2 separate regions of the Homo sapiens genome follow, and region 1 is linked to region 2. A link is an interaction called in ENCODE POLR2A ChIA-PET data of the cell type or tissue named here. Cell type or tissue: K562. All regions are shown on one strand. Links, peaks and the distances in the headings refer to the core of each region. The heading gives the core; the rest is flanking DNA.

What was found. ChIA-PET counts read pairs that join two places held together with the same protein. Peaks named below come from ENCODE experiments on the same cell type or tissue, not always from the same donor. Only the 100,000 strongest peaks of a DNase experiment are listed, where the experiment ranks them.
Region 1: POLR2A ChIA-PET joins it to region 2 with 6 read pairs; 3 of 35 experiments call an interaction of 5 or more read pairs at or near these places.

The regions. Positions count from the first base shown.
Region 1 is chr1:202,662,936-202,670,526 of GRCh38, forward strand. All of the region lies in intron 1 of SYT2 (synaptotagmin 2), which reads right to left. Among named protein-coding and RNA genes, the nearest start is that of SYT2, 44 kb to the right of the region's middle. In K562, for the core only: no CTCF peak of the experiment used is centred there; a DNase peak (open chromatin) is centred at 4,436; H3K27me3 peaks cover 898 bases.
Region 2 is chr1:202,321,494-202,329,084 of GRCh38, forward strand. No RefSeq gene overlaps it. Among named protein-coding and RNA genes, the nearest start is that of UBE2T, 17 kb to the right of the region's middle. In K562, for the core only: no CTCF peak of the experiment used is centred there; no DNase peak of the experiment used is centred there.

The DNA.
Region 1 (7,591 bases), core at 1,999-5,998, 340 kb after region 2:
GGGGAAATGAGCTTGTTCTTTCCCAGAGGAGAGAAGCAGTAGCAGGCTGCAGTACTAACTCCTTGGATATGCTTAGCAATGTGAACTGTCATCAGTCACTTAATCTCTCTCGGCATCATCATGAGTCCTCTTTTCTGGAAGTTTTCCTGGGATTATGAGTATGTGGGGCAAGGGACAGCAATCAAGGTATCAGCCCAACACAGGGGAGGCCCTTTCATGGCTAACAAGAAAGAGAACTCAAGCCAGCCACCCTTTGCCCCAGGGACAGCAAGGCGTTCAATCTTCTCAGAGGGAGAACCAAGGGATGCGGAGGTCATTACCCTCAGCAATAAGAAGGGTTCTGGGATAGCAGGTTTTATCGGCAGCCATTCTAGCATGGACATTCAGTTGCCATGCCGACAGTTCAGCCTGCTCCCGGCCCTGCCCTCTTCTTTCCAGGTTGCTGGGCGTCACCATCTGCACCAAGTACACAATACTTCCCCAAGAAAACTCCAAAAACCTTTGCCTTCAAACCGGCTCCTCTTCCTGAATCCCCTGTGTCTGTCCACAGCACCGTTGTGTTTCTGTTCACTCCACTTCGAAACCTCAGCGGCAACATTTTAAATAGATCTTTTATTATGACTATATCCTCAAACTTACACATAGGTACAAAGGTGAGTATAATATGCCTCATGTGCTCGTCACCCAATTTCAATATATAAGAATATTCTACAATCCCCTTTTACCTCTTCCCCCTCACACTTTTTCTTCTGGAGTATTTTAAAGCAATTCCAGACACTATCTCCTCTGAGGCTGGCTAAGGGACCTCTGCTTGAGCTGCAGGGCTGTGGCAGGCAGGGCAGGAAGACCACGGGGCAGCTCTGGATGCACTCGCTGTGCCTGGGTGCTGAGGGATCTGGCTGCTCTGTCTACTGGGCTCTTAGAGGAACGGATGCTCCTTTCTCTGGGTTTGTACTAACTTTTGGATGGGCTTGGGATCCAAGAAGTTCCTCCCCCAGATGTAAGGTCAGCCAAGTTACAAAACTCCAGGATTCCACAAGCACAGTGCCCTCTGGAATCTGCAATGAGGCAGCATCGGGGATGTCAGCTGCCTTGCTGCGTGCTCTTCTACCCTCAAGTCATTGTCTTCTCTTTGCAACGCAGGTAGGGAAAGGCAGTCTTACCCACTGCCTGAACCCCGGCTTCCCCAAACAGAGGATATGAATGTTGAGAGGGGTAGAGGGAGGACCTTTCCATGTACAGGGAAGAAAGAGATTTCAAGACCCTCTTTCTAATAGTCCATGAGGCTCCTGTGAAGTCCCAGCTCATGCCTCTCATTCTGGTTCATCCTTAGCTAGCAGGAAGGTGACTCACTGCCATCCTTCTTGGGTTTCCTGCATGCACACAACAGCAACAAGGCCCCAGTCTCCATCATTGGCCTCATTTTATGTTTTCCAATCAACTTCATTGAATTATAATACATACATGCAATGAAATATCCTCATTTTAAGTATGCAGTTTGATGAATTTTGTTAAGTGTATATGCACTTTCCCACCACCCCAATCAATATACAGCACGTTTCCATCACCTTCAAGCATTTCCTTGTGCCTCTCTGCACTCAGCCCCTATCATCCCCAGCACCAGGTAAACTGTGATTTGGTTCATTGTCAAGTTTTGCTTGTTTGAAAATCTTACAGGAATGGAATCATTACAGGATGTACTCTTCTGGGATGGCTCCTTTTACTCAGCATAATTATTCTTTGAGACAGAGTCTTACTCTGTTGCCCAGGCTGAAGTGCAATGGCGCGATCTTGGCTCACTGCAACCTCCGCCTCCTGAGTTCAAGCGATTCTCCTGCCTCAGCCTCCCAAGTGGCTGGGATTACAGGTGCCCACCACCATGCCCAGCTAATTTTGTATTTTTAGTAGAGACAGGGTTTCACCATGTGGGCCAGGGTCATCTCGAACTCCTGACCTCAGGTGATCTGCCTGCCTTGGCCTCCCAAAGTGCTGGGATTACAGGCGTGAGCCACTGCACCCGGACTTCTCAGCATAATTATTCTAAGATTCATTCATGTCGTTACAGGTAAGAAGAGTTCATTCTTTTTATTACTGAATATAGTATGCCATTCTATGATGTACCTATTTAAGTTTTTAATTTCAATTTAAAATAATTTATTTATGTATATTCTGCTCTTACTCTTCCTACAGTCTTCTGTTCTAAGAAACTCTGCTGCCTCCTAAGAGGGTAATGAACTGGTCCCTGGGATGAAAGTGATGAGGAGGAAAAGGGCAACAATGACAACAACAGAACAGTTTTTGCTGTCACCTCTTGCGTAAAGCACAGAGTCAAAGGTACTTAGGTATGTCTTGTTTAGGGAGAGGATGAACCCAATAACTTCTATACTCCTTTTTAGTTTTCTGATTCCCTTTCAGTGACATTCATCAAAAAATTATAAGTACTTACTAAGTCCTGGGCTAAGTACATATGACAAGGCGCCTGACCTCAAGGCCCTTGTCACAGAGACAGGCAGATGAATATGTGATGCCTGGTGTTTCTTCTGGACTAAAGCAACCAAGGGAAAAGTCTGTTTGGAGCTCTGACTCCTGGGCCTTCAGATAGTCTATAGCTGGGAAGATAAAGCTACTTTAAAAGTCTCCAGCTGCGACATCCTACAAGGCCAGAAGAGTGGGGTCATTGCTTCATGAATTATGGGTCTGTTTCCATACTTCCTCATTTTCTACACACCAGGATCTCTTGGGAGGGCCTCGGTGCACCTTTCTCTCCTCATTTGCTCTTCTCTCCCTCCCCCGCATCTGTCTCTTGCTCCTTTCCACATTCATTGGTCATCAGTGAAATGTTTACACTTGTTTTGTTGTTTATTAAATGGAGATTTGTGATCATGATTTCTAATTTAAGAAGCAAATCACAAATTTATTTCTTTAAAAAGCTAACTAGCCGGGCGCTGTGGCTCACACCTGTAATCCCAGCACTTTGGGAGGCCGAGGCAGGCGGATCACAAGGTCAGGAGATCGAGACCATCCTGGCTAACATGGTGAAACCCCGTCTCTACTAAAAATACAAAAAATTAGCCGGGCGTGGTGGCGGGCGCCTGTAGTCCCAGCTACTCGGGAGGTTGAGGCAGGAGAATGGCGTGAACCAGGGAGGCGGAGCTTGCAGTGAGCCGAGATCGTGCCACTGCACTCCAGCCTGGGCGACAGAGCGAGACTCCGTCTCAAAAAAAAAAAAAAAAAAAGCTAAAATAAGATAGTTTTGTGAGCAGCTCTCAGCAGGAAAAAAAGATTATCTAGTCCCTGGTCCTCATGATGCCAAACAATTAATTTCACTTAAATTTCCCCAGTGATCAGACAGCTTGACTGGCTGTTTCATCAGAATCTAGATCCAGTTTGCTGGTGAAAATGGTAGCATTCTCTTCCCTCAAAGAAGATTCCCAACCAGGAAATCAGGACAGACCAATACCCTACAGAGCAAACCTAGAATGCGGAGGGCCCAGGATTTTGCATCTTCTTTAGGCCCACACATAATGTACAGAGAGGAGAGGGTTTGAAGGCTGAATACTGGGGATGCTGGGGTAGGGCAGGAGAAGAGAACAATCTCTCCGTGATAAACACCTACCATTTCAGAGGTATGTCACAGACGCAGCCCAAAGTGAATGACTTTATCGGTCTATTGAGACTCTCTGGGACCAATGTGCTTACCATGGTGAGTCAGAGCACCCGGCCCCTAATCCTCTTATTAAATTCACTGTTTGAAAGACCTAGAAGGCCAGGCACGGTGGCTCATGCCTGTAATCCCAGCACTTTGGGAGGCCAAGATGGGCGGATCACCTGAGGTCAGGAGTTCAAGACCAGCCTGGCCAGCATGGCAAAACCCCGTCTCTACCAGAAATACAAAAATTAGCCGGGTGTGATGGCAGGTGCCTGTGATCCCAGGTACTCAGGAGGCTGAGGCAGGAGAATCACTTGAACTCAGGAGGTAGAGGTTGCAATGAGACAAGATCACACCATTGCACTCCAGCCTGGGCAACTGAGCGAAACTCTGTCTCAAAAAAACAAAACGTACAAAACAAACAAAAACCCAAAAGATTGTCATTATGTTCTCTTTCCCATATAAAGGATTCCTCTCTATTTGTCCCAGAGTATTTAAGCCTTATGAATCTTATAGTAATTTAACAGTTGATAGAGAACTGAGAAGTAAGGCGGGGAAAAGACTCAACCGAAAGGAAAACAGTATTAAAGAGCTACTACCACTCCTAGGGCTGGGAGGAAAAAAAGGAGGAGGTGGTGTTATTGGGACCCAGAATCTGGGGCCTTCTATTAAAAACTAGATCCATAGAGGAAACACAACTACTGCCAGAGAGGCCACTTGAGGCAAAGAGAGAAAGGGATTCTCCCCTCCTCCCACCCTACAGTCTCCACCAACGCCTGCCTGTGGCTGAACCTACCCAGAATCCACTTGTCAGGGGAGCTTGGGAAATGTAGTTTGCTGAGCAGAGGAAAGGATCTAAAGACAACAGGCAAGTGACCAGCCGTGTGTGTGTGTGTGTGTGTGTGTGTGTGTGTGTGTGTGTGTGTGTGTACCTTCCTGTGTGTATTTATCAGAAAGAGTTGTGGATACTTTATTTTACAGTGGTCATTCTAAATAAACCACATTGGTATGTGTAACCATGAAGATTACATCAATCAATAAGTCAGTCAATACAAAAGTCCCATGAGAGTAATGGACTGAGCCCACAGTAGGCTTCTCAGATATTTTCTTTTATTTTTATTTTATTTTATTTTATTTATTTATTTTGAGATGGAGTCTTGCTCTGTCGAGCAGGCTGGAGTGCAGTGGCATGATCTTGGCTCATTGCAACCTCTGCCTCCCGGGTTCAAGCGATTCTCCTGCCTCAGCCTCCTGAGTAGCTGGGATTACAGGCACCTGCCACCACACCCAGCTAATTTTTGTATTTTTAGTAGAGACAAGGTTTCGCCATGTTGCCCAGGCTGGTCTCGAACTCCTGACCTCGTGATCTGCCCACCTCGGCCTCCCAAAGTGCTGGGATTACAGGCGTGAGCCATCGCGCCCGGCCCAGATATTTTCAGGCAATCCTCCCTCTCAGCACCATCAAAGCCTATGCAGCAGTTCAACAGCACACAAATAAATGGAGAAGGACATTTTGGTGGGAACAGAATAGAGGCAGAAGATCTATAGCCCCCCAGAGTATAAAATCATTGAATATATTGTAGGGCTCCAACACTCATAGTCACAGACACGTGGAGACATGGGCTCACACATCTCTCGTGCGCTCATCCACATCTGTTGGTACACTCAGACACACTCAGATAAACTGGTTAAGACACATGTCTGCTTCAAGTCTTTTTTTCATTACGGTCTAAACCTCTCAGGTGTGATGTGGGAGATAAATAGAACAGTATATGTGAAAGTGCTTTATAAAGTTGATAGCATATTACTCAAATAAATGCAAAAATATAATCGAGATTATATTTTCATTCTGTAGTTTGTTAAGAGTGAAAACTGCTAGCAATGTTTATAGGTAGAATTACTATAAGATCCACAGGGTTTAAAAGCTCTGGGGCAAATAGAGAGAAATCCTTTATTTGGGGAAGAGAACATAATGACAACATTCATTTATCAAGTGCTTACTACATGCCAGACCTGTGCTAGCCATTTTATGTGCATTATGCTACCTAGGAGAATAATAATTCCTTGCCTTGAAGTATTTCTTATAGGCAGGCATTACTCTGCCCATTTTCCAGAATAAAAGCAGGTAACTTGCATAAGAGCTCATGGCCACCAAGGGACAGAGCTGGGATTTGGGCTTGAATCTGTCTGACTCCAAGGCCCAACCACCACTCCATAAGGCATCTCCTCAAAGACAGGGTGGCGAGGCACTGACCGATGGCCCCTGGGCAACTGGATGACCTGAGTGTTGAAGCCACATGCATCTCTTGAAGTAGAAGCCAAGAGGAGGCTTGTTACATCAGGTAGAAATGACTGGCTGAGTAGGAGGAAATCTTGTAGTAATCAGGTATCTGTCTGTGTCTCATTTATGTCAAGCCTTCAGGAATTCGGGACCTGTTGATGTTTCTGAAAGTCTAGGGTACAGTTAATAAATTCAGCATGCATTAATTCCACACAAGCCATGAAAATATCAGTGAGGCTAAGCAACTACTAACACAAAGTGAGATACTGTGAGTCACATAACTAGACAAAATCTTTGCATCTCTTTACATCTTGCATTAAATTGTGCACTAAAATACTGTTTAGAAATACTAATGTTTAATTTTTATCTTTAGCACAGGCATGATGGCTCACACCTGTAATCCCAGCACTTTGGGAGGCTGAGGCAGGAGGATCACTTGAGCTCAGGTGATTGGGACCAACGGGGCAACATAGTGAGACCTTGTCTGTACAAAAAAATAATTTAGGCTGGACGCGGTGGCTCACACCTGTAATCCCAGCACTTTGGGAGGCCGAGGCGGGTGGATCATGAAGTCAGGAGTTCAAGACCAGTCTGGCCAAGATGGTAAAACCCCATCTCTACTAAAAATACAAGCAGAGAATTGCTTGAACCTGGGAGGGGGAGGTTGCAGTGAGCCGAGATCACACCATTGCACTCCAGCCCGGGTGACGGTGCAAGACTGCATCTCAAAAAAAAAAAATTAAATTAGCTGGGCCTAGTGGTGGACGCCTGTGGTCTCAGTTAATCAGAGGCTGACGTGGGAGGATCACTTGAGCCCAGGAGGTCAACGCTGCAGTGAGGCATGATCATACCACTGAACTCCGGCTTGGATGACAGAGTGAGACCCTGTCTCAAAAAAAAAAAAAAAAGACCACCCACAATTCTTATCTTTAATAGATTTCAAGACCATAGTTGAGTAGAAAGACACGAAACATGTCTCTCATTCAGTCAACCTACCTGGGAGCCCTGGCCTTTCAGATCTGGGCATAACCGAGGCACTGTCATCTGCCTGGTGACAGCTTATCCTCATTGGTGTAAAAGCAGAGGGCGTGATGAATACAAAGCTTGCAGGTCCAGATCCATTGAACAACAGTGCCACCCACACCCCAACATTCATCAGCACACCTGTACTCACTGACATATGCCAGCACTCGTGAGGAAGGAGGGCTTGTGGCAACCCAAGAGGGAGAAAGATTCAGAGAATACCACTAATGCTATCAGCCAGGGGTCCTAAGAGAGGCGTTTTCAGTGTTTAGGGCAATGCAGGAATGTTAGAATTTAGCCTCTCTGCAGTTTGTGAGGTCCCATGAGTGACCCGGCCTCACAGGAGCACTGGGAACAGACAGAGAAGGAACTGAGAAGATACTGTTACTCCTGAAGCTGAGGAACCTAGGCCAAGACAGCATGGGATTGCAGGATCATAGAGAAGTGGGAGCATCGGGCACTCAACCCTTTAACCCCTGCATTGCTAAATTTCCTTTGGTGCCCAGGGAGCTACTGGCTGAAAACTGTGGTGGGGCTTCTGAGGTTCCAAGGAGCTGAAGAGCCACAGAATCCCCCAAGCCCAGCTAGCTCTCCCTGGGTATTCACATTCTTCCTTCAGTCATTAAATGTCTAGAAAA
Region 2 (7,591 bases), core at 1,175-5,174:
TCTAAAGATCCAGACGTCTGCTGGCCAGAGGAGCATCTGCTGAACCTTCTCATTAGAGGAAAGGTGTGGAGGAAGGGAGTGGAGGTGTTTGCCATGAACTATTTTCATTATTCAGAAAGTCTGGTCGATGTACACTTACCCGAAATAAAGCTGAGCAGTACAGTTTCTTTGTTTTTTGATTTTGACTGAATTTCTAGCAAGTCAGTATGTTATTTTGACTGAATTTCTAGCAAGTCAGTATGTTATTCCTTTGGTTATCTTCATTATGATCCACAGAAGATTATGTATGTCTTTGATCACAAAATCAAAAAACAAATTATTCATTGCATGCAAATGCATTTTGTTGGGTTGGCAAAATCTTCCAGAATGGTATCCATGGGGAAGAATCTGTCCAAGAGGGCTGTAGTGGTGGCAACGCTGAGAACTGCTGACTGGGTGTGTGTTGCCCTGTGCTCTGTGTGCAGTGCATTGGCAACTGGTGCCAACCACAATCTCATCTCAGACCGATTTGTGGAAGAGAACCTCTTATGGCAGAAATGGTTTTTATAAGCAACTTTGAACATACCAATGGTGAAATCCAAAAAACGCAGAGCTGAGATTTGAAGACTATGGATGAACAGAGCCCCTAGCTGGGACTTCTCCTTGCTTTCCTCTCTCCTCCTCTAGCCTCCAATATCTTTCTAGTTTCCCTTTCCAGGAAGAATAAAAGGTCTAAAGAGTAGGGGAAAGGAAAAAGGAAGAGCTGACAATAAATAGGCCTGAGTGACAATAACGGGAAGTTGCTAGAATGCTTTTTTGTTTGTTCTTCTATGTTTTCTTTAAATTTTTTTACCTTTTTTAAGCATTTTTATTTATTTTTTATTTTTTTATTTCTTATTTCATAAACCAACATCAGAACTACAGTAGCTAGAACCCTTGATCCCGTCTGGTACCATCTAACTACCTCTGCTCTGCTTTATAGCAAGCTCTCCCAACCCCCACCCACCCACCACCCACCACCCCCCACCTCGCACCCCGCCCCCCACATCACTTCTGGGTTTCAGTTCCATGCTCTCTCCAGTTGCTTGAAGTATAAGGATTGTCAAGATGTAAATATTTGGATTCTTCTGTATAATAAAGCACAAGTGAAGTACGATGTGTGTCCCTCAACTCCTTTCTGCTGCCTCTGGTGGAGCCATGGAAGTGGCCAGAGGTATTTGAGAGAGGAGTGATCAGTGGCAAGGCTCTTCCTTAACCTGTCTTCTGAGTTCTGGGGCACCTAGGGCACAGCCAAGGAGGCTCAGAGTTGAAGTTTGGAGGCATCAGAATCCATTCCACTCACCTATATCAAAGTGCCCTTTGTGTGCTTGCCAGTGGATTAGACATAGAAAAATCTAAAGAAAGCAGTGGGCTGGGCGCGGTGGCTCACGCCTGTAATCCCAGCACTTTGGGAGGCCGAGGCGGGCGGATCACGAGGTCAGGAGATCGAGACCATCCTGGCTAACACGGTGAAACCCTGTCTCTACTAAAAATATTAAAAAAAATTAGCCAGGCATCGTGGCAGGCACCTGTAGTCCTGGCTACTCGGGAGGCTGAGGCAGGAGAATGGCGTGAGCCTGGGAGGTGGAGCTTGCAGTGAGCCGAGATTGCGCCACTGCACCCCAGCCTGGGCAACAGAGCGAGACTCTGTCTCAAAAAAATAAATTTAAAAAAATAAAAATAAAATAAAAATAAAAATAAATAAAGCAGTGAGCAGGTTGGGCCTTCATTATTCAGACCCTGAACACCTTCTCAGACCCAACCCTTAATGCTGGGGTTTCCTGATAATGTGAACCCCAAAGAATCAGCTTGCTTTCCTGGCCTTGAGTGCACTCTCTCACTCACTCTCTGCCTTGGGAATCTTTACCCCCCTGTCCCTGGCCCAGCCTTGCTTCAGAGTGGGATGATGCCCTCAAGACAACCAGGTAGCCCCTTCTCAGGGGAGGGAAGATGGAGTTCAACAAAACTTGCAATCATGGGGCCAAGGTGCTAGCCCCAGAATGGTATTAGGGCTTTACTGATCTAATGCCTGACTCCCTTCTGAGTGGAAAACTGGTGCCTTCATGAGTACCTGCCCTCCACTCTTGAAAACAGAGTATTTCAAACCCTCCATCTTTCTGGCTCAACTACAGGGAAGACCATTTCTTCAGCTGTTCTTCTTAGACTGGATTAAGAGACAGAAACTCAGGAGTTAACTCAAGTAAGTACGTGTTTCTTGAGAGGATCCATGTGAAGCAATAAGAGAGGCAGAATCTCAGCAAATAGATCCAAGGCCAAAAAGAACAGTAAGACTGGGCCTTGTGGTACCTGAAACTAGAGGCCATTCTGAATTTAGTCTGTGATTATTCCCTGTGGTGCCCACAATTAGCCGGTTCAGCTGCTCTCTGGAGGCCTGTTTTTATAGCTATCTGCTTCTCAACCACAATCAGCTGCTCCCACCCACCCCTTTTGTTTAAAAAGCTTTTCATAAATTTAATCTTTGAATAATACATTCACGTGGTTCAAATAACACGTTCTTAACAAGCTTCCCTCCCATCTCTGTCCCTACTGGCTCGCTTCCCAAGCCCTCATTGGTTACCACTGTTATTAGTTTCTTATATATCCTCCCAGAGTTTTGAAAATATATATACCAGCAAGATGCATATATATGCTTATTTTTCCTTTTTACCCAAAGTAGCACACCACAGTTCTGCTTCTGCTTTTTTAACCTGTAATATAGCTCAAAGACGTTTCCACATCAGTAAAGAAAGCATTCTAACATTTTTGAAGCAGGTTATATAGCCCATTATGTAGATGTATCATGATTTCATCTTATTCCCCTTCTGATGGACATTTGGGTTGCTTACTCTTTTGCTCTTATAAACAATACTTTAAAAAGTAACCTTGCATGAATGCAATTCAGCACCTGTGTAAGTAAATATATCTGTAAGATAAATTCCTAGAAGTGGAATTGCTGGGTCAAAAGAATAATTTTTCAGAGGATACATGTGAAGCAATAAGGGAGGCAGAATAATTCTTTTGGCCTAGCAATGGGGTAAAGAAAAGGTATGATTATTTATTGCATAAATGAATTGTTTCCTTTGGCTCATAGCCTGTGTTTATGGGTAACTTCTGCTTATGTGTACCTCACTATGATCCCTGTCCTTCCTCAAGGTCTCTGGATGCATCCTTTCAGCTTTCAGTTCCTGGGGTAATTTCCTTGTTGCTTTCCTTTTTAAGTTTCCAAGGGTAATATCCTGAAAGATTGAGAAAGAACCGAACTAGCCAAATTTCCTTTTCTACGATAGGCCAAATCATAGGTTAATGGCCAACAGGTGGGTTGATCACTCTTAGGCCAGGAACCTGTCCTGGTTCACTAAATTGTAGTGTGTGAATGGGTATGTTTGTGTGGGGTTATATTGGACAAAACATAACTGCTCAGGGCTTCCCTTGTGCAAGGGCTGTGGGCAGGGCTACTTTTCTCAGAATGGATAGTAGGCACAGCAGGAAAGTTCCATGAGAGCAGAGATCATGCTGGTCTCATTCACTGTTGTAACCTCAATCCTTTTCATGAGGTCTAGCACAAAAAAAAAAAGGTGCTCAATTAATTTCTTTTGAAAAAAGTATTAAGAAATTAATAGGCCGGGCATGGTGGCTCACGCCAGTAATCCCAGCAGTTTGGAAGGCCAAGGTGGGCAGATTGCTTGAGCTTGGGAATTCAAGACCAGCCTGGGCAACATGGTGAAACCGCATTTCTTAAAAAAAAAAAATACAAAAATTAGCTGGGCATGGTGGCGTGCACCTGTAGTCTCAGCTACTGAGGAGGCTGAAGTGGGAGGCCTGGGAGGTTGCAGTAAGCCGAGATCATGCCACTGCACTCCAGCCTGGGCAAGAGCCAGACCCTGTCTCAAAAAAAAAAAAAAAAAAAAAAAACAGAAAAAAGAAAAGAAATTAATATATCCAAGTACATCCATTAGGATTCTGTTTTTCAACCCAAAGGGGCCATCTGGCCAGAAGATGTATAACGCAGAATGGGCAGATATTTATTTATTTATTTATTTATTTATTATTATTATTATTTTTTGAGACGGAGTCTCGCTGTCTCCCAGGCTGGAGTGCAGTGGCGCGATCTCGGCTCACTGCAAGCTCCACCCCCTGGGTTCACGCCTTTCTCCTGCCTCAGCCTCCAGAGTAGCTGGGACTACAGGTGCCCGCCACCACGCCCGGCTAATTTTTTTTTGTATTTTTAGCAGAGACGGGGTTGCACTGTGTTCGCCAGGATAGTCTCGATCTCCTGACCTCGTGATCCGAGAATGGGCAGATATTTATATGGTGAGATTTGAAGGCTACCAAGTTCCCGGAGCCTCTACTTTATAACAGCTTCTTCCCTGGCTACCACAGAGGTTGAAATGCCACCATCATTGTTCCTTATTCCTTCAGGTTAGGAATAGCCCATAGCCCTTTGCCCAGGGTATCTGTTCCTTTAGAAGAAAGGAAGTGGCCACTTCCTTTCTTCTGGTAACATCAATTTGACCTTCTTCAGGCAACTACCTCCACTGCTCTCTACTGCATACCTTTCAGGTGGGGTTGACTCAAGGCCAGGTTCCAGAGGTGGGAATATAACCCAGACCCTATCAGCTTATTCTAATCCCTGGCCATAGTGATTGGTCCAAGGATGGGCTTACATCTCAAATCCTTCTAATGAGACCCAACTTGAGAACTTTGCTGGTGCTGATAGGAAAGAAGTACTCTTTCACTGGAGTTGCTGGACTGGTAGGAAGAAAGCTGCTGGTGTCTATCTTGCCACTTGGAGTGAAATGAATCCTGATGGCATTATTTGAGCATCTGTACCTAGCCATGCCTGAAAGCACATTTGGGCTTCTCAGATTGTGAACCAATACCTTTTGTTTGCTCAAGTGAGATTGTTAGATTTCTGTCACCCTCATGGAAAAGAAGCCAGATAGGCTTCTCCCTCTGCATTGCTCTCTACCTACGGCCCAGGAGTAAACCCACTGACCTCTTTTCAACTATAGTGTGGAAGAGGGCAGTTACTGAATGAAATTAAAAAAAAAAAGTAAGACAAGGTCTTGCTTTGTTGCCCAAGATGGAGTGCAGTGGCACAATCATGGCTCCCTGCAGCCTTGACCCCCCGGGCTCAAGCAATCCTCCCACCTCAGCCTCTTGAGTAGCTGGGACTACAGGCATACACCATGAAACTCAGCTAATTTTTTAATTTTTAGTAGAGACGGGGGTCTCACGATGTTACCTAGGCTGCTCTCAAACTCCTGAACGCAAGCAATCCTTCCGTTTCGGCCTCCTGGAGTCCTGGGATTACAGACAAGAGCCACCATGCATGGCCTGAATAGGAATTTCAATGAGCAAAAGTATGTGATAAGACAGAAGTACTGTCAGGATGAGTTAACAGGTAGAGACTGTGGGCCTGGGTGGAAGATCCTTAGCAGGTTAGCAGGGAACCTACGGCAAGAGAATGCTGAAGAAGTAAAGATAATGAAAAGGGAAGATGAGAAGGAACAGACCAACCTAATTTACTTCATCACTAAACCGGAGATCCACAGGCTCTCCCCTGAGCCCCTGGATTACACAGGAAGTTTCGGAATTGCAGAGCTGTCGAGTGTCAGCTTTGGGAGAAATCTCAGAGAGCATTCAAGCCATGCCTGCATTTTATAGAGGAGAAAATGGAAGGGGAGAAACTTGCCCATTATCCCATAGCTACTCTGTGGAGGCAGACGTAAAATTATTAGAACAGGGCCAGGAGTGGTGGCTCACGCCTGTAATCCCAGCACTTTGGGAGGCCAAGGTGGGCGGATCACCTGAGTTCAGGCGTTCGAGACCAGCCTGTCCAACATGATGAAACCCCATCTCTACTAAAAATAGAAAAATTAGCTGGGTGTGGTGGCAGGTGCCTGTAATCCCAGCTACTCGGGAGGCTGAGGCAGGAGAATTGCTTGAACCTGGGAGGCGGAGGTTGCAGTGAGCCGAGATCACATCATTGCACTCCAGTGTGGGTGACGAGAGTGAAACGCCATCTCAAAAAAAAAAAAAAAAAAAAAGAACAGAATCCATACAGCTGACAAATATGATTCTGGAGTCATACATGCCTGGATTTGAATCCCAGACTTAGCATTAACAGCCAGTTGTCCTTAGGTTAACCTCTCTGAATCTCAGTTTCATCGTAAAATGGGGATAATCATAGTATCTAAACTCTGAAGGTTATTGAAAAAATTTAAAAAGATTTTTCATGAGGCCAGGCACGGTGGCTCATGTCTGTAATCCCAACACTTTGGGAGACCAAGGCGAGTGGATCACCTGAGGTCAGGAGTTCGAGACCAGCCTGGCCAACATAGTGAAACCCCATCTCTACTAAAAATACAAAAATTAGCCGGGTATGGTGACATGCACCTGTAATCCCAGCTACTTGGGAGGCTGAGACAGGAGAATTGCTTGAACCCAGGAGGCAGAGGTTGCAGTGAGCCAAGATCATGCCACTACACTCTAGCCTGGGTGACAGAGCAAGACTCTATCTCGAAAAAAAAGATTTTTTTTTTTCATGTGAAGGGTTTAGCTTAGCGCATGGCAATAACTCCCAGGCCTAGAGACAACGTAGAGACTAAGAACTCACCCCCTAGAAAAGTTGCCTCTGATGGAAGGTTTGAGGGGAGGAACTGTCAGAGCAGACCCTTTTTTTGAAGCACAGAGTTTCAGGGCCCTGGTTAAAGGAGGAAGACAGTGGAAGGAAGGGGACACACTCTATTGGGATGTGGGATCAGGGGAAAAGGTGAGCAAGGAAAACAAGCACATGAAAGGGAAAAACCCTGTATTGGGGTGGGAGGGCAGGTAGGATGAGCGTGACATTCTGGATAAACTGTCATCCCTGATATAAACTAAGAGATGGTGAGAGGGATGGATGCTCTCTGGGGGCCATGGCAGGAGACAGGGGTGACTTGCCAAGAAGCAAGGAAAAAGTGGAATGTGTTGTTGCTGTGTGTAGCATGTCCGTGTCCATCACCCCAACCTCTCCTGGGCTTTGCTGGCAGCCCAGTGTGGTCCAGGACTGTAAGATGTCTTGCAGCCAGCCATCCCGGGGAGCAGGTTCTGAAATCATAGCCCCACACCTCTTCCTTGTCCTTCCCTCCCTTGGGTTGCCCCAACCTAAACAAGACAACCTGGGCAGGGGGGCCACACGCTGATGGAAAAATACACACTTGGCTGGAAAAGGAGCTTTATTTGTATGTGTTGAATTCCCGCAGCAGCCGAAGGATAAATAGCTAGTTCCAGCCTCAGCTGAGTCTGCCCACAAGGTGGGTGGTAAAATCTGTTCTTATTTAGATAGCTTTTGGGGAGAGGTGGAGAGGGGGGTTGGGGGCAGCAGGAGAGGGGAACTTGGAATCTGCAATGTTTATATGATCAGTCGTGGATGTCATCTCTCTTTAATCAGGGGTTTGGAGTTGAGAAAACAGCTCAGCTTGCTTATCCTAGGAACAGAGCAGATTGGCAAGTTGGCAGTGGGCAGGGCAGCTCCTTAAGACCCACCTGTGGTTGGATCGCTGTCTTCATCCCCCCAGTGCCCTTGCTA